2 separate regions of the Homo sapiens genome follow, and region 2 is linked to region 1. The links are chromatin loops, found by intact Hi-C in ENCODE. Cell type or tissue: HepG2. All regions are shown on one strand. Each heading gives the region's core, and the rest is flanking DNA. Links, peaks and the distances in the headings are about the cores only. Region 1 overlaps EXOC6 (exocyst complex component 6). Region 2 overlaps EXOC6 (exocyst complex component 6).

What was found. Peaks named below come from ENCODE experiments on the same cell type or tissue, not always from the same donor. Only the 100,000 strongest peaks of a DNase experiment are listed, where the experiment ranks them.
Region 2: it touches region 1 in a loop (2.4-fold over the local background); 13 of 110 quality-filtered maps call a loop at or near these places.

The regions. Positions count from the first base shown.
Region 1 is chr10:92,888,155-92,896,867 of GRCh38, reverse strand. EXOC6 (exocyst complex component 6) reads right to left here. Exons shown (of 22, transcript NM_019053.6): 2 at 3,348-3,519; 3 at 2,027-2,074; 4 at 1,848-1,938. Among named protein-coding and RNA genes, the nearest start is that of EXOC6, 44 kb to the right of the region's middle. RefSeq lists enhancers at 2,009-2,644, 3,977-4,476. In HepG2, for the core only: no CTCF peak of the experiment used is centred there; a DNase peak (open chromatin) is centred at 4,357.
Region 2 is chr10:93,034,898-93,043,610 of GRCh38, reverse strand. The region is part of intron 20 of EXOC6 (exocyst complex component 6); the gene reads right to left. Among named protein-coding and RNA genes, the nearest start is that of CYP26C1, 22 kb to the left of the region's middle. RefSeq lists a silencer at 3,545-3,839. In HepG2, for the core only: a CTCF peak has its summit at 3,695 (motif pointing right); a DNase peak (open chromatin) is centred at 3,700.

The DNA of each region.
Region 1 (8,713 bases), core at 1,654-6,653:
AGTCAAAAAACAGGCCAGGCGCAGTGGCTTACACCTGTAATCCCAGCACTTTAGGAAGCTGGGGTGGATGGATCACTTGAGGCCAGGAGCTTGAGACCAGCCTGCCCAACATGGTGAAACCCCACCTCTACCAAAAATACTGAAATTAGCCGGGCATGGTGGCGCATGCTTGTAATCCCAGCTACTTGGGAGGCTGAGGTTGCAGTGAACCAAGATTCAGCCACTGCACTCCAGCCTGGCCAACAGAGTGAGACTCTGTCTCAAATAATAATAATAATAATACTACAATTTTTTTAGCCAATAAAATCTGCTAACAGTTTTAACAATATAATTTGTAGTCTAAGCTAAATTTACATCATAAAAATAGCATATAGCGGGTGCAGTGGCTCACACCTGTAATCCTAGCACTTTGGGAGGCCGAGGCAGGCAGATCATTTGAGGCCAGAAGTTTGAAACCAGCCTGGCCAAAATAGTGAAACCCCACCTCTACTGTAAATACAAAAATTAGGCAGGCATGGTGGTGGCACCTATAATCCCAGCTACTCAGGAGGCTGAGGCAGGAGAATGACTTGAGCCCAGAAGGTGGAGGTTGTAATGAGCAGAGATCATACCACTGCACTCCAGCCTGGGAGATAGAGTGAGACTCCGCCAAAAAAAAAAAAAAAAAAAAAAAAAAAAAAAAAAAATATATATATATATATATATATATATATATATATACACATACATACACACACACACACACACATATATATACACATATATATACACACATATATATATACACATATATATACACATATATATACACATATATATACACATATATATACACACATATATATACACATATATACACATATATATATAATATAAAACATCTCATCATCTCATTCTATTCTGCTGAATATGGAGGTTTAGGCTCCTTCCTAAAAAAAAAATAATAAGTTTAAAAATGGGACAAAAGATGGATTCAGCTTACTATATTTAAAAAAAAAAAAAAAAAAAGGCCGGGTGTGGTGGCTCATGCCTGTAATCCCAACACTACACTAAGACAAGGGGATTGCTTGAACCTAGGAGTTCAAGGCTGCAGTGAGCTATGATCATGCCACTGCACTCTAGCTTGGGCAACAGAGTGAGACTTTATCCCTAAAAAAATTAAAAATTAAAATAAATAAAAAGAAAAAAAGTCATATACCTGCTTCCTTTTGTTTGAACAGAATGCATCCAACTTAAAGTATATTAAATCCAGGTAAAGAAAATACTAGTTAATTTCCTCGGAATTTATCTGATGCCCAAGTAATATTTAGCCCTAACAAAGAGACCAGAAACAGCGTTTCCAAAATACAGGAGGAAAGGCAAGAATGGTGAAGATCCAGCTCTTTTGATGTTTTTCTTACCTTATCAGCACAATGAGATTGTGAGCAAAGCAAAAACAACCTGCTAAGTGACAAACAAAAAACAATGGAAAACTAGAGGTAAAAAATCAGGCAAATTAGGTAAAGGTGAGAAAATGTAACCAAAAGACTCTCCCCATGGGAAAGTATTCCGAGGAAAAACAAAAAAGGGTTATGGGGGACAAAAGGCAAAAGAGGCCAAAAGGAAATGGAAATGTAGAAGTTGCTGTTCTAGGAAACTGATGTGACATATAATCAAACAAGAGCTTTCTAACATGACAAAAGCATGAATATTCAGGGAATAAAATGAACCTGAAAGATAAGCATGGTCTTTGTTGTGAGGCAATCACCAAATAATCTGTAATTCCCATACCAAAGAATCACTACTTGCTATTATTAAATTACAACTTTACCAAGCCAAACGTTTTATTATAGACAAGTTTAACTCACCAGGAAGGCATAACTGCAATTTTTCTACTACAGTTGTAATATTTCTCTGCTGAATTCTACATCGAATGATATCTTCTGTGTGGACTATCACCTTAGAAAAGAAGGAATGTTCATATTTTTAAACAAACAGTTAAAGAACAACTACATACTGAATACCCAGAAAAGTATCATTTTCTCACCTCTTTTCCAGCATCTTGAAACCTTCGGTTGGTATCAGTAACTTGCACCTTAAAAATTTAATTTCACCTTAGTTAGACAAATATGCATAAAACTGCCCTGATGTAACTGCTCACCCTTGTAATCAGATCATGCTTCATGAGAAACTTAGAACAAAGAAATGCAAATTCAAATTAACTCTACAGCTTGAACTTGAACTTTTGATTGAAAAGGGCTTTTGTTAACTTCAATTACTTATGACAGTTCTTTTTAACAGATTCTGTGGCAAACTTCTCAAATTTACTCAGGATTTTTGAACTTTACTTGCTTCTCTAAGTCTGTCAAACAATTCAAATCACTGACCCAATTGACCACTGGTCCCCTTTTGATAACTTCAATGAGGTCTATGTGCCATTCATTGTCTGTAGGAAATGGTGATTGCATTTTATGGTAATTAAACATTCATACTTTGCTGAATGCAAACACTGGGTGGTTGATTAACATCAAACACAGAAATTTCAATCCACAGCAACATTTTAATGCTGCAGGTGCAGGCAAAGCTCAACCTCAAATTTTCCCACATATTAAGTGACTCATTAGGTCATCATAGTAAGGAAGCACATTCTGGTTTATTAAAAATCTCATTAATTTCTGAACAAAGATGCTCAGTGACCTCATTGATGCTGTAGTTAGTCTCTTGTTATCTGAATATCCTTTATACAATGGTTTTCTAATCATAACCTTTGGTGAACCAGGGTCATTTTGTCTGCTAAGTGCTCTAAACGTAAAGAAAGATAAATAGGACAATTCTTATAATTAAATATTTTTTATCCTGACTGAACAAATCTAGGTCTCTTTTAATAAATAATGTTTTAGCTGTATGGCAGAAAGTGTAGACCAACTTTCTTTAAGAAAAATACACACTGCTGTTAAACTTTTCAAAAAGTTTTAACATTATTAAATAATGCTGAGAACATAACTATTTATCATAAGCTTTTAAAGGAATTTTAGAGGATAACATTTTATAAATATTGTACTAACTGTCATTTTAGAAATTCAAAAACTGCAAATAGGGCCTTTCATTGTATGCATGTTTTGAGTTCACTTCCCTGCATGGAAAGAAATCCTGTTAAGTCAGTGCATTACTTGCTTCAGAAAAAGAGAATACTCCTGTCATTAGCATGACAACTGTGTTAATAGAGCATAAAGAGCATTCCCTAATACATATACTAATTCACTTCTTGAAAGTAACATACTTAATAATGACTTGTACATATGTACTATCAACTAAGACTTGAGTAATTTAATGAGAACAAAGGCAAATAATTTTAACATATTTCTTACCTTCAGTTTTTCTGCATCAGTCCTTACTTTAAGGAGTTCTGTAATAGCATCTACAAAACCCTGATGATGAAAATTACACATCTTTTCAATTTCCTTGTCATGATTACGGATACAAGCATCTAACTTTTCCATAAACTTCTTGTGCGCATTTGGTTGGTCATCATACACAGACCTGAATGTATATAAGAAAGCTAAAATTAACCAAAATGTATTATTTAGTAAGCCTGATCTTTGCAAGAGGTGATATCTTAAAATTAAATCTCTGAACAAATAAACTGGTGATAATATTACCTTTAGCAGAAATAATTTGCGTGAAAGTATTTTATTTCTTCTTGAACATGATAATATTAAAAGAACCACACAAGCTCTAGATATAGCATGAGGTATCTGGAAATAAAGGTATGAGGCTCAGGAGATGTGGGCCTAATACAAGTCTTTAACATACTAACATTCAAAAACAAAGAATTACTGAGTGAATGAATGGTTAAAGAATGAATGAACAAACTCATGATTTTTACAGCATTTACTATGTAAAGTAAACGCTCATGTTCTAAATGCTTTATATATTAACTCTTTAATCCCCACAACAAGGCTACAAAGTAGGTATTGTTATTACCCTTGTTTTACAGAAGAGTTACAGATTACTGAACTGCCATAAATTCCACAACCAGCACAAGTGATAGCTGGGATATGACTCCTGATAGTCCGGCTCCAGGGTTCATATTCTCAGGTACAAGCCCATATTGCAGTCACCACAATGTTTCCTAAACATGGCATATTCATTCCTACTGTCTCTCAGCTCATGCTGTCTCCACAGAGAGCGTACCCCTCTATTCACCATGCAGTAAAGGACTACCCTTGCCACTGATTCCTGGGAGGAAAGCCTTTGGCATACCCTGCCTGGTAAGTGTCTTCTTTGTTTACCTGGAAGGCTTTGACTGCCAAATAGCAGATGCTAACAGTGTGACTCACGGTGAGGCCTGAGGCCACACAGTTTTAGCTGTGGAGGGGCAGGAGGTCAGCAATGTGGGCAGTCAGCCAAGTCTACATGGGTAGTCAGTCATGGCTATATGACCAAACTCCAATAAAATTCCTGGATATCAAAGCTTGGATGAGCTTCCCTGATTGACAATACTCCATGCGTGTTACCACACATCACTGCTGGGAGCAGTAAGTGCTGTCCACAATTCCACTGAGAAAGGACAACTGAAAGCTCACTCGTGGAACTCTCCTAGTCCCTGTCCTATGTGCCTTTTCTGCTGTTGATTTTAATCTGTGTAGTTTTTTGAAAGTTTTTGTTGTTGTTGTTTTTGCTGTAACAAACAGTAACTATGAGTGTAACAACTTTGCTGAATTTTGCAAGTCCCTCTAGCAAATTTTTGAACCTGAGAGTGGTCTTGGGAACTTTCCAAACCTCACCCCACATCCGTTGCCCATTGTTTGAGGTTCATTTCAAGTCCCATTTCTTCCAGCAGGCCTTTGCCAATCATTCCCATGCCAAGTAATCTTTTCATCTGCAGGACAGGTAAACTTACAACCCCTTACAGTTATTCTGACACGTAATCATATATTACTTTGTATTGTAATTTACATGTTTTGTATTTAAAATATATTTTGTTTCCCCAAATAGACCATAAACTTCTTGAGGGTAGCCTCTGTCTTAGGTTTTTAATGAATACACTCTCTAATACAAGAGGTAACAATATAGGATACCAATTATTAAGAATTTAGACTCTTGGCAGCCAGGTGCAGTGGCTCACACCTGTAATCCCAGCATTTTGGGAGCCGATGCGGACAGATCACTTGAGGTCAGGAGTTTGAGACTAGCCTGGCCAACATGGTGAAACACTGTCTCTACTAAAAATACAAAAATTAGCTGGGTGTCGTGGCAGGTGCCTGTAATCTCAGCTACTCAGGAGGCTGAGGCAGGAGAATCGCTTGAACCCGGGAGGCAGAGGTTGCAGTGAGCAAAGATCATACTACTGCACCCCAGCCTGGGTGACAGAGTGAAACTCCGTCTAAAAAAGAAAAAAAAGAATTTAGGTTCTTGGCATCTATGCCTACATTCTAATGTACGTCAAATATAAATTTTAATTTTTTTAATTTTTTAAAAAATGTAGGTTCTGTAAGAGCTGAGTTAGAACTAGGCTCTGATCTTGGACATATTCTCTTTTCTATCTCCATGTCATCTTGACTTGTAGCTTTAAATTCCATAAGCACACTGACACCTGCTAAATTTTTATCTCTGCCCTGACCTCTCCTCAAACTCATATATCTCTCCAATTAGATGTCTGATAAGCACCTCAAATATGTCCGAAAATGAATTCCTGATCTCCTTTCACAAAACCTGCCCTTCCCATAGTCTTCCTCATCTCAGTAAACCCCACTTTTCTAGTTGCTCAGGCAAAAAACCTTGGACTCACCCTTGACTATTCTCCTTCTCCAGCAAACTACCTCCCCATTGGTATCACCCTGGACTAAGCCAACAACATGTCTTGCGTAGATTTGTCAACTGCTTCCTAACTGGTCTCCCTGATTCCATCCTTGTTCCCTTTCAGTCTGTTCTCAATACAGCAGCCAGATGATAGCTAATGGGAATTGTCCCATTAAAACCTAAGGCAAAGCCCATGTCTCTCTTCTGCTCAAAACCCAGTTTATCTTACAACAGCCCATAAGACCCTACATAATTTTGCCTCTTGTTACCTCACTGACCTCACTTCCTGTTACTTACTCTCCATTTTACTTATTCCATGCCAGCAACACTGGCCTCCTCATGGCTTTCTTAATACACAGGCATATTCCCATCTATGCTATCTAGATAGACCAGACACAGAGATAGATAGGCAGACAGACAGATACACACACACACACACACTATCCCCTTCCCTGCTTTATTTTTTAATCTTCTAAAACAAAGGAGTTTATCACTATATCATTCCTTCCACTGTAGAATATACTCTCTGTTTCACACTTTTAAGTATTATCTGTCTTCCCCTACTGGAATGTAAGTTGCATGAGGACATAGTTTTTGACTGTTTTGTTCCCTATTGCATCCCCAGCCCTAGAATAGTGTCTATCATATAACAGAAGCTCAATAAATAATTCATTAATAAATGCATGAATTAATAGATGAATGGATGGAATTAGAAAAGGCACTTACTAGCAGTTCAACCTCAGGTAAGCCACCTGAATTCTCTAAGTATCAGTTTTCACAACCATAAAATCAGGATAATAATAGCACATACAGCAATGAACAAGTAGAATTTGAAGTTAAACACACAATACTATTTACATTAGCATCCTCCAAAATGAAATACTTAGATATAAATCTAAAAAATACACAAGATCTACAGGAGGAAAACTACAAAACTCTGATTTTAAAAAAATCAAGGAACTAAATAAATAAAGAACTATTCCATGTTTATGAAGAGGAAGACAATATCATTAAGGTATCAGTTCTTCCCAACTTCATCTATAGATTCAAGGCAATCCCAATCAAAATCCCAGCAAGTTATTTTGCAGACATCGATAAACTGATCCTTGGGTTTATATAGAAAGGCAGAAGACCCAAAATAGCCAACACAATATTGAAAAAGGACAAAATTCAGCCAGGCATGGTGGCACACGCCTGTAGTCCCAGCTACTCAGTAGGCTGAGATGGGAAAATTGCTTGAGCCCAGGAGTTTGAGACAGAAATGAGCCATGATTGTGCCACCGCACTCCAACCTGGGTGACAGAGCGCAACCCCCACTCTGAAAAAGAAAGAAAGAAAAAAAAAAAGAACAGAATTGGAATACTGACAACACGACCCAAGATTTACTATAAAGTTACAGTCATCAAGATTGCATGGTATTGGTAAAACAAACAGATCAATGGAACAGAATAGACAGACCAGAAATAAACCCACATAAACATAGTAACTGAATTTTGACAAAGGAGCAAAGGTAATACAATAGAGAAAAGACAGTCTTCAACAAATGGTGCTAAAACAACCGGACATACACATGCAAAGAAATGAATCTAGACTAGACCTTGAATGATAATGATGTGTCAATGTAGGTTCATCAGTTTTTAAAAATCTACTACTGTGGTGAGGGATATTGACGCTGGGGAGGCTTTGGATGAGTAGGATAGGGAATATATGGGAAATCTCTGTACTTCCTCCCAATCTTGCTAGAAACCTAAAACTACTCTAAAGAAAAAAAAGTCTTTAAAAAATAGTATCTACATTAGAGTGTTAGGAGGATTAAATTAGTAAACATGAAAAATTCTTAAACAATAACTGACACATGGTAAGTGCTTAACATACACTAATGACTAGTATAGTATACACATGAGACAACCAAATCCTCGTTAAACAAGTGAACCAGTGGCTGAACAACTGAGTACTAGATACAAATATCAAATAAATATGACCAAAACTCAATTATCACACCAAAGGATCTGACTACCACTAACACCTAACATTTTTATATGTCCTTTTGCATTTTTTACATTTAGTGTTTCATTTATTTCTTATACACATCAGAGAAACTATCACTGCCTCTTTTTCACAAATGAGTAAACAGTATAGAAATGATAAATGACTTGCTCAACATAGCCTAGCTGGTAAGTAACTGAGGCAGTACTAAAATTCCTACTTCGTACTTTTCCCACAATTAACATATATAACAAGAACTATTAACTAAATAACATTATTTCTAAGGAAAATTCTTGTGCAAGAAGTTTATCTTAACTGACCTTGGTGTGCTATAAACAAATTTTTATGTCATGATTATGAGAAAGTATTGTATTTAAGTAATATACATACACATTTCTATGTTTAACACATTTTATTAAAAGTTGGACATTTATCTGGCTCTTAAAATACCAAATAATAAACAAAATACACCAAAAGAATTTTTTATATTACAATTATCACATTGGAGCAAAAATCTAGCAAGAGATATTTCAGGACTACCCGAATACAGAGTCCCTTCAAGGGAGGATTTGACTGCTTTTGTGGATATAAAGGAGATACTGTTATCCCTTTTGAAGAAGAGTAATAACATAAATAAACAGGAAGAAGAGAACAATAGTTCTTTCCCAGAAGTCTATTTCAGTTTAGAAAGTTCTCAAAGTAAATCCTTTGGTATGTTTTTCCAATATATTCTTCAAAGTTTTAAAAACAAAACTCCTCCTGCTTTATAGTAATTCAGGATACTGCCAGTGCATCTACTATAGCATCACAGGTGAACTCCTCTTTTTCTGTTGTGCTATAATGGAGAAAAACAATATTTTTTTTTAGAATATATGCAATACCCACCCTCCATTAATAGAAAACCAAAGCCTGAGAGGGGTAAACTATTTACATTCCATGCCTTCTG
Region 2 (8,713 bases), core at 1,593-6,592, 150 kb before region 1:
ACAATTGTTTCCATTGACACTTTGCATAATCATCTTACACTAGGCCATCAGAAAAAACTCAAACCATGGCATCTCTTCTTTGTAATACATAAAAACAGTGCCTGGCCCAGTGCCCTCAACACAGTTGAGGTAAAGTTTGTTGATGATAATTAAGAGGAGAACAAAGAAGAGAAAGAGAAATAACAAACAGGTAAGAAAACTGGAAGTATTCTTTAAGTATTTACAGATCGGTTGAAAGTAAATTCATAAAATATTAAAAATACAACTTAATTCATAGTAAGAATCTGGGGTAATTAAGAGAGTATGCAACGACTTTAGGGAAAGCTCAGTAGACAATACAACTTAACATGAGTCAGCATTTTAAAAGAATAATTGTAGCTGGGCGCGGTGGCTCAGGCCCGTAATCCCAGCACTTTGGGAGGCCGAGGCGGGTGGATCACGAGGTCAGAAGTTCAAGACCAGCCTGGCCAAGATGGTGAAACCCCGTCTCTACTAAAAATACAAAAAATTAGCTGGCTGTGGTGGTGGGCACCTGTAATCCCAGCTACTCAGGAGGCTGAGGCAGAGAATTGCTTGAACCCAGGAGGCAGAGGTTGCAGTGGGCCAAGATTGCGCCACTGCACTCCAGCCTGGGCGACTCCATCTCAAAAAATAATAATAATAATAATAATAATAATAATAATAGTAAAATATCTGATATTTGATTATGGTGCTTCAGAATGTTAGAAATCGGCACCATCTGGCTGGAAAAAAATCAAGCTCTTCCTTTGTATCACTTAATCAATACTCTGGATATTATTTGGCTATCCAATTATACTTCACTTAAATAAGAAAATACTTCAGAGTTAATACTTCTTATGACGCTGTCTTAGTCTGTTTGGGTTACCATAACAAAGTACCACAGATCGAGTGACTTATAAACAATACAAATGTATTTCTCACAGTTCTGGTAGCATACTATAGCAGGTACCAGTAGTGTTTAGTCTGTGCCCTACTAAATTTCCTCCCAACCCAGGTTTTTAAAAATCAAGCTACTTTCATTTTGACTGAATCATTTAAGGGAGTTACAAACTCTGAGTCCCAACTTTCTCTTCCGTAAAAGAGATTGTGTTCACATGTGACAAGCACTATATTTGACACTAGTGATGAAAAGACGGTAATGGCCCAGTCTTTGGATTTAAGAAGTTCACAAGTATAAAGGGAAAGATATTCACACAAACATAATTACAAACTAACATGCTGATTACACAGATGGACATATGTATAGGCTATTATCAGAGCATCAATTATTGCTTAGGGGGTGGGAAGTAGACCTAAGCAGCTGTCTTAGATGACACCCAAACTGAGTCTTAAGGAGTTAATCAAAGGAGGGCTCGTGGTATTTCAAGCAGATGGAACAGTGTGAGGAAAGACACAAGGACAAGAAACAGTTATGCTTATGGGGAAATGCCATGTACTTTAGTGCTGCTAAACTGAAATATGAGTAAGGGGGTAGTATAAGACAGGCTGGAGAAGGGGTCAGGAGCTGAATCATAAAAGGATATATATGCCTTGTTCAGGAACTTTGGGTAGCCATTGAAAGGTTCTAAACAAGGAAGCTGGCCGGGCGCAGTGGCCCAGGCCTGTAATACCAGCACTTTGACAGGCTGAGGGGTGTGGATCACTTGAGATCAGCAGTTCAAGACCAGCCTGGCCAACACAGTAAAATCCTCTCTCTACAAAAATACCAAAATTAGCTGGGCTTGGTGGCATGTGCCTGTAGTCCCAGCTACTCAGGAGGCTGAGGCAGAAGAATCACTTGAACCCAGGAGGTGGAGGTTGCAGTGGGCCGAGATCGCACCAGTGCACTCCAGCCTGGGAGATAGAGCAAGACTCCATCTCATAAATAAATAAATAATGCCGGGCACGGTGGCTCACGCCTGTAATCCTAGCACTTTGGGAGGCCGAGGCAGGCAGATCACTTGAGGTCAAGAGTTCGAAACCAACCTGGCCGATGTGGTAAGACCCTGTCTCTATTAAAAATACAAAAAAAATTAGCCAGGTATGGTGGTAGGCACCTGTAACCCCAGCTACTTGGGAGGCTGAGGCATACTTGGGAGGCTGAGGCAGAAGAATTGCTTGAACCCAGGAGGTAGAGGTTGCAGTGAGCCAAGATCATGCCACTGCATTCCAGCCTGGGCAACAGAGTGAGACTCCATCTCAAATAAATAAATAAATAAACAAACAAACAAGGGAGCTGACATGGTCAGATTCACCACTTCGGTTCTGTAGTAAATGCACTTAAGGCAGAAAAAATAATTAGGAGACTGTTGTAACAATCTTAAAATACATTGGGACAGACAGGTACATAGTTGGGATAGAGAGAAAATGATGAATAGGTAGGCAAGTAGTTAACATGGAGAGAAGAGGATGGGTTTGAGAAATACTTAGGAGAAAAAAATCCCTAGGACGTGGTGATTGTCCAGGACATGGCAAAGTGGTTCTACCAATCAAAAAAGACAACATGAAAAAGGGATGTGATTTGAGAATAAGGGAAGATAACAAGTCAACAGCTTTGGTCACACAGCATGCGGGACACACACCTAAGTCAAATGGTTTACCAAGCAACTTGATATGTATCTAAGGCATACTGCCAGAGATCTGATGAAAGCGGGTCAGCTCACCTAGGTCAGGAGTATAGGGAGCAGTGTTCTAAGGACAGAAACCTTGGGGAAACCAACATTTAGGGGGCAGAAAAGGAGACCACAGAAAAGAAAGAGGAAGGATGTTAAGGGAGTACAGACTCAGAAGACGAGAGAATTTTAAAGAGAACATGATCCACATTACCAAATGCAGCAGAAAGAACCAATAGGATATGGGCTAAAAATGTCTACTGGCCTTCCCTGGTGACCTAAGTGAACACTATTTCAGCAGTGTGGCAAAGCAGATAGGAATGGATTGAGAAATGAATGAGAGATGTGAAAATAAGAATAATCAATTATAAACCACTCTTTTAAGGATGCAAATGAGGGAAGAGAAATTGGAAATAGCTAAAATGTTTTTAGGCTAAGAAAACGATAAAGCAGGCCGGGCGCAGTGGCTCACGCCTGTAATCCCAGCACTTTGGGAGGCCAAGGCAGGTGGATCACGAGGTCAGGAGATCAAGACCATCCTGGCTAACACAGTGAAACCCCGCCTCTACTAAAAATACAAAAAATTAGCCAGGGTGGTGGCAGGCACCTGTAGTCCCAGCTACTTGGGAGCCTGAGGCAGGAGAATGGCGTGAACCTGGGAGGCGGAGCTTGCAGTGAGCCGAGATCACGCCACTGCACTCCAGCCTGGGCAACAAGTGAGACTCCGTCTCAAAAAAAAGAAAAGGATAAAGCAGAGGAAAGGCAGATGAATAATGAAACAAAATGAAACAAAATCCCATACAAAAGATAGGGTCAAGGGCATAGGAAGATGAGAGCCTCATTAAAAAGGCTTCCTAACACCTGAGAATGAAGGACAGGAAGAATGGGTGTGGATATAGATAAGCTGACTGCAAAAGCAACAGTGAGAGGTTGATGGTGATAGAGATGGAAGACAAGAGGCTCAGAGGGGCTGGAGCTTTCACTCAAGAGTGGAGGAACAATGGTCTACAAATAGAAATGAGGAACCAGGGGAACACGAATCTCATTCACACGTGTAGCCATGAAAGAATGCATCCTGCCACTAGAGAGAGCTGCAGGGTTAGCAGTATCCTCCGAATTCTATGAAAAGGAGGTGAAGAAAGCATTCTGCCACACAGTTGAAGCAGTAGGGCCATTTACATTGCAATGAGGGTTTTCAGGTGGCATAGAATAAGTGGGCCAGAAGAAGTGAAAAGATGAGTAGACAAAACAAGGAGTGAATGAAACAGGAAAAAAGTTGGAAGGTGAGAAGGAGTAGAGTAAGGAAGTGGAAACTACTTAATTTCATTGAATAATCAAATTTTATTTTAATCTTCTCAGATGAAGGATGTGTGACTGAGAAGTAACAGAAACAGCAGTGTCTGACCAAGTCTCAGAGAGAAATGGTGGAGGCTGCCCTGAGATTTTCAAAAGGGAAGAGAAGCCTCTATTTGGATGGGGTGAATGTCCAGATATCTGGAGCAGCAGCAAGGGCACTTGCTGGGGAGAGCTTCTAAGAGGTTTGGAGCCAGGGGTTAGATTTTTGGAAGTCCCTTCCAATCCTCAAGTCTTAGGATTTTATGACCATGAAAATCACTGAATCACAATTTGAAGGTAATTGGTAGATGTTCTGACATTTACGAAAACACAAATGGGTTCAAAGAAAAGGAGAGAAATATACATTGCAAAATACTCTAGGGACTAAACAGTGACTTAACTATGAGTACTAAGCACTGCAATGCATATCTAAGAGGAAGTTTAGAGAATAATGCTATAAATGGTAGTCTCAAATAAAAAAAATACCTTCAGCAATATCAGCCTTTTGGTGTATATTAGTAAAAATTTTCATGACAACTATTATCCACTTGGCTCTGAAGAGGTCACTATTGACCTTTTGGTCTCCCAAAGTGCTGGGATTACAGGCATGAGCCACCATGACCGGCCTTTTTTAATAGATGGTATATATATATATACATATATAGGTGGAAGAATACATCCCTTTGAAGTGCTAGCAAAGTGTTGGCAGCGTTGAGTTCTCTGCACCATCTAAATTAGAAGATAGGTGGCTCTATGGGCCATTGATAACTTCCTAAAGTGCGGAGTGTGTACATATACTTACTTTTCCTTTGTATGTTTGTTTTCACTTTCTAATCAAATTTTGAGTTCTTCAAGGGTAGAGGTAATAGCTCTTCTCCCTTTAGGGTACTCAAAGCTTGTTGAACTGAGCTAAATTATATTTCATAGAACACTTTAAGAAGCAAAAGTTTAAGAACTGTGTCTCTTCTGGGACAAAACAGCCATGAAGGAAAAGCAGAGATTATACATGAAAAAGCTTCTAATTTAAACCACTGGAAAGCTCAATATTGTTGAATCAATATTGCTTGAGTCTAGAACTCTGTCATGTATATATACGTCTCATTCAAGTAGAGTGCTGGCTGTTCTCTATAAAAGTAGAAGTTGACTTTCAGGGAAATTACGTGTCATGTTCAAATTTATATGTAAAATAGGATTAGAAGATAATTTCTTCAATTTATAAATTAACTGCTTAAACAATTAGACTAGGATGGCTTAATTTACACAAACATTTCTTTTTATTTGTATGTGTAGCCAATCTGCTTTCAAAAAGAATGCTTAGTAGGATTTTTTTAGAACTCTGTTGTCAGATTCACACTTGATATGGCAAATACAGTATAGGTTGTCTAGGGAATATTATTTTATGTAGCAAAAAGATCATAACTGAAAATAGGAATTGTGGTTATAATATCCACTAGTATGTAAAACAAACAGTGCATTTACTGTTTTTCTAACAAAGCATTTAAATATTTAAACTTCCCATAACTATCCTCCAAACTGAAAGAAACCTGTAACAAAAAAAAAAATTTCCAGTCAACAAAAAAAATTTATTAGAGAAAAATTTTTTTTTTTTTTTTTTTTTTTTTTGGAGACGGAGTCTCGCTCTGTAGCCCAGGCTGGAGTGCAGTGGCGCGATCTCGGCTCACTGCAAGCTCCGCCTCCCGGGTTCACGCCATTCTCCTGCCTCCACCTTCCGAGCAGCTGGGATTACGGGCGCCCGCCACCGCGCCCGGCTAATTTTTTTGTATTTTTAGTAGAGACGGGGTTTCACCGTGGTCTCGATCTCCGGACCTCGTGATCCGCCCACCTCGGCCTCCCAAAGTGCTGGGATCACAGGCGTGAGCCACCGCACCCGGCCCGAGAAAAATATTTCTTAAAAATGAGTAATAGCCAGGTGCGGTGGCTCACACCTGTAATCCCAGCACTTTGGGAGGCTAAGGCAGGCGGATCACCTGATGTCAGGAGTTTGAGACCAGCCTGGCCAAAATGGCGAAACCCTGCCTCTACTAAACATAGAAAAACTAGCTGGGTGTGGTGGCACGTGCCTGTAATCCCAGCTACTCAGGAGGCTGAGGCAGGAGAATCGCTTGAACCTGAGAGGCAGAGGCTGCAGTGAACTGAGATCACACCACTATGCTCCAGCCTAGGCAACAAGAGAGAAACTCCATTTCAAAAAAAAAAAATGGAGAATAATAGGGCTGGATGTAGTGGCCCTATTAATCCCCGCACATTGGGTGGCTGAGGTGGATCGCTTGAGGCCAGGAGTTTCAGAACAATCTGGGCAACATGGCAAGACTCTGCCTCTACAAAAAATACAAAAATCAGCTGGGTGTGGTGGCATGCACCTGTAGTCCCAGCTACTCCGGAGGCTGAGGTGGATCACCTGAGCCTGGGGAGGTTGAGGCTGCAATGTGCCATGATCACACCACTGCACTCCAGCCTGGGCGACAGAGAAACCCTGTCTCCAAAAAAAAAAAAAAAAAGTAGAAGAAGAAAGGAAGTTTGGCAAAAATGTGAATTAATTTTGAGAGAAAAGATATAGCTCCTTGTTGAGTAATGCCAATGTTAATAGTTAATCATTAGTTTACTGCATATATGATATTTATCAAAGGCCAGAATATCACTACCCTCCATAGTTGACAAACTGTTCTAAAAATTTTAACCTATCCCTTTCAGTGAAAAAAAGAGCAGGAATATTGATAATTGAAAACAGGTAAATCTGGGACTGTCTCTTTTTACATTATGCACAGTCTGTGGAAACAAAGATTTAATCCTTGTGTAACTCACTGAAAATTTACCTTAAAATGTATCATATTACAATAATGCTTATATTGTAAATAAGAAATATTCTGTATTTGCCCAACTGCAAACTTAAATGACTTAATTTTTTCCATAAATCTGTTAGCTTTATTTATTGTCATATTGCCAAGTTACGTATCTCTTTTAAAAATAATTCTGATTTATATACTTTTTTGGAGAGCTTTTTCAGCAGTACCCAGTAATTCCACTTCTAAAGGCCTACAGAAATACTTACACAAGTGCTCGATATATATGTATAAATATATTAATGGCAGCTTCATTAATAGATAGACAAAACTAAAGAATCCATAATGTCCAACAAATGAGGACTTGTTTAATAAATTATGGTATATGTACACTATAGACAGTACAAAGAAATTAAAAAGAATGAAACATCCATATTTACCAATATGAAAGCATATGTTGCATGAAAAATGTGAATTATAACATACCTCCCCCAAAAAGGAAATAACTACATGTGTGCATGTAAGTATCTGCATGTATACATGTTCGAATGTACACTACAAAGGTCTGGAGGGAAATAATGACTGTGAAAGACTGAAGAGGAGGGGAAAATAAGAGCTTTCTCTTTTTTTTCTTTTTTTTTTTTGAGATGGAGTTTCACTCTTGTTGCCCAGGCTGGAGTGCAATGGTGTGATCTCGGCTCACTGCAACCTCCACCTCCCAGGCTCAAGTGATTCTCCTGCCTCTGCCTCCCAAGTAGCTGACATTACAGGCATGCGCCATCATGCCTAATGTTTTGTATTTTTAGTAGAGATGGGGTTTCTCCATGTTGGTCAGGCTGGTCTTGAACTCCCGACCTTCGGTGATCTGCCCGCCTCGGCCTCCCAAAGTGCTGGGATTACAGGTGTGAGCCACCGTGCCCGGCCTGAGAGCTTTCTTTTTAGGTTTGATTTTAGTTTAACAGTGAACATACAATATCTACTTCCTGTGTTTTCGTTTCTGTTTTTCTGGAGACAGAGTCTTGATCTGTCATCCAGGCTGGAGTGCAGTGGCAAGATCTTGGCTCACTGCAACCTCCGCAGGCCAGGTTCAAGCAATTCTCATGTCTCAACCTCCCAACTAGTGGGGATTACAAGCATATGCCAATGCACTCGTCTAATTTTTGTATTTTTAGTAGAGACGGGGTTTTGCCATGTTGGCCAAGCTGGTCTAGAGCTCCTGGCCTCAAGTGATCCGCTCACCTCAACCTCCCTAAGTGTTGGGATTACAGGCGTGAGCCACCACGACAGGCCCCAATTTCCTGGTTTCGACAAATACTATAGCTATGTAAAACGTTAGCACTGGGGGAAGTGTACAAGGGACCTCTCTAAACTATATTTGTAACTTTTTGTGAGTGTGCAATTATAGTACTTTTAAGAAATTTTTAAAAACAGTGAGCATAAACAATTTTTGTAATTATCACAGTGTTTGTTTTTGGTTTTTGAAAAATCATTTTACAGGGTAATTTTCCAAACTACAAAACAGCTCTAACGTTTACTCTTAAAATAATCATAAAAATTTGAGTTCAAAGTTCATATCGATAGCTGAAGGCATAAGCACCTATCACCTACATATTTAAGCACATAAACTATAAACTTCCGGAATTATGACACTGGAGCAAAAAGAAGAAAAACGCAAAAGTCATTTAGGTTCAGACTAATCCTTTAAAATCTAAGCTTTCCCAAAAGGGCAGCATACTTTTCTAATATCTGGACCTTAAGGTAAACTTTGTGAGATGTCTGGTCTTGTTATATTCAGAAGTAAACCCAAATGTATCTTCCTTTAATTCTTTGGCACTTCAAATGAATTTAGGATTGTCTGAGGAAAAAATGCTTGCTGGAGGAGCTGTGTGAACAAGCTTGTTGTCCTGCTACTATATCTAGTCAAGCATTCAGATACTACAACTTTGGCAAATCCCATTAATACTT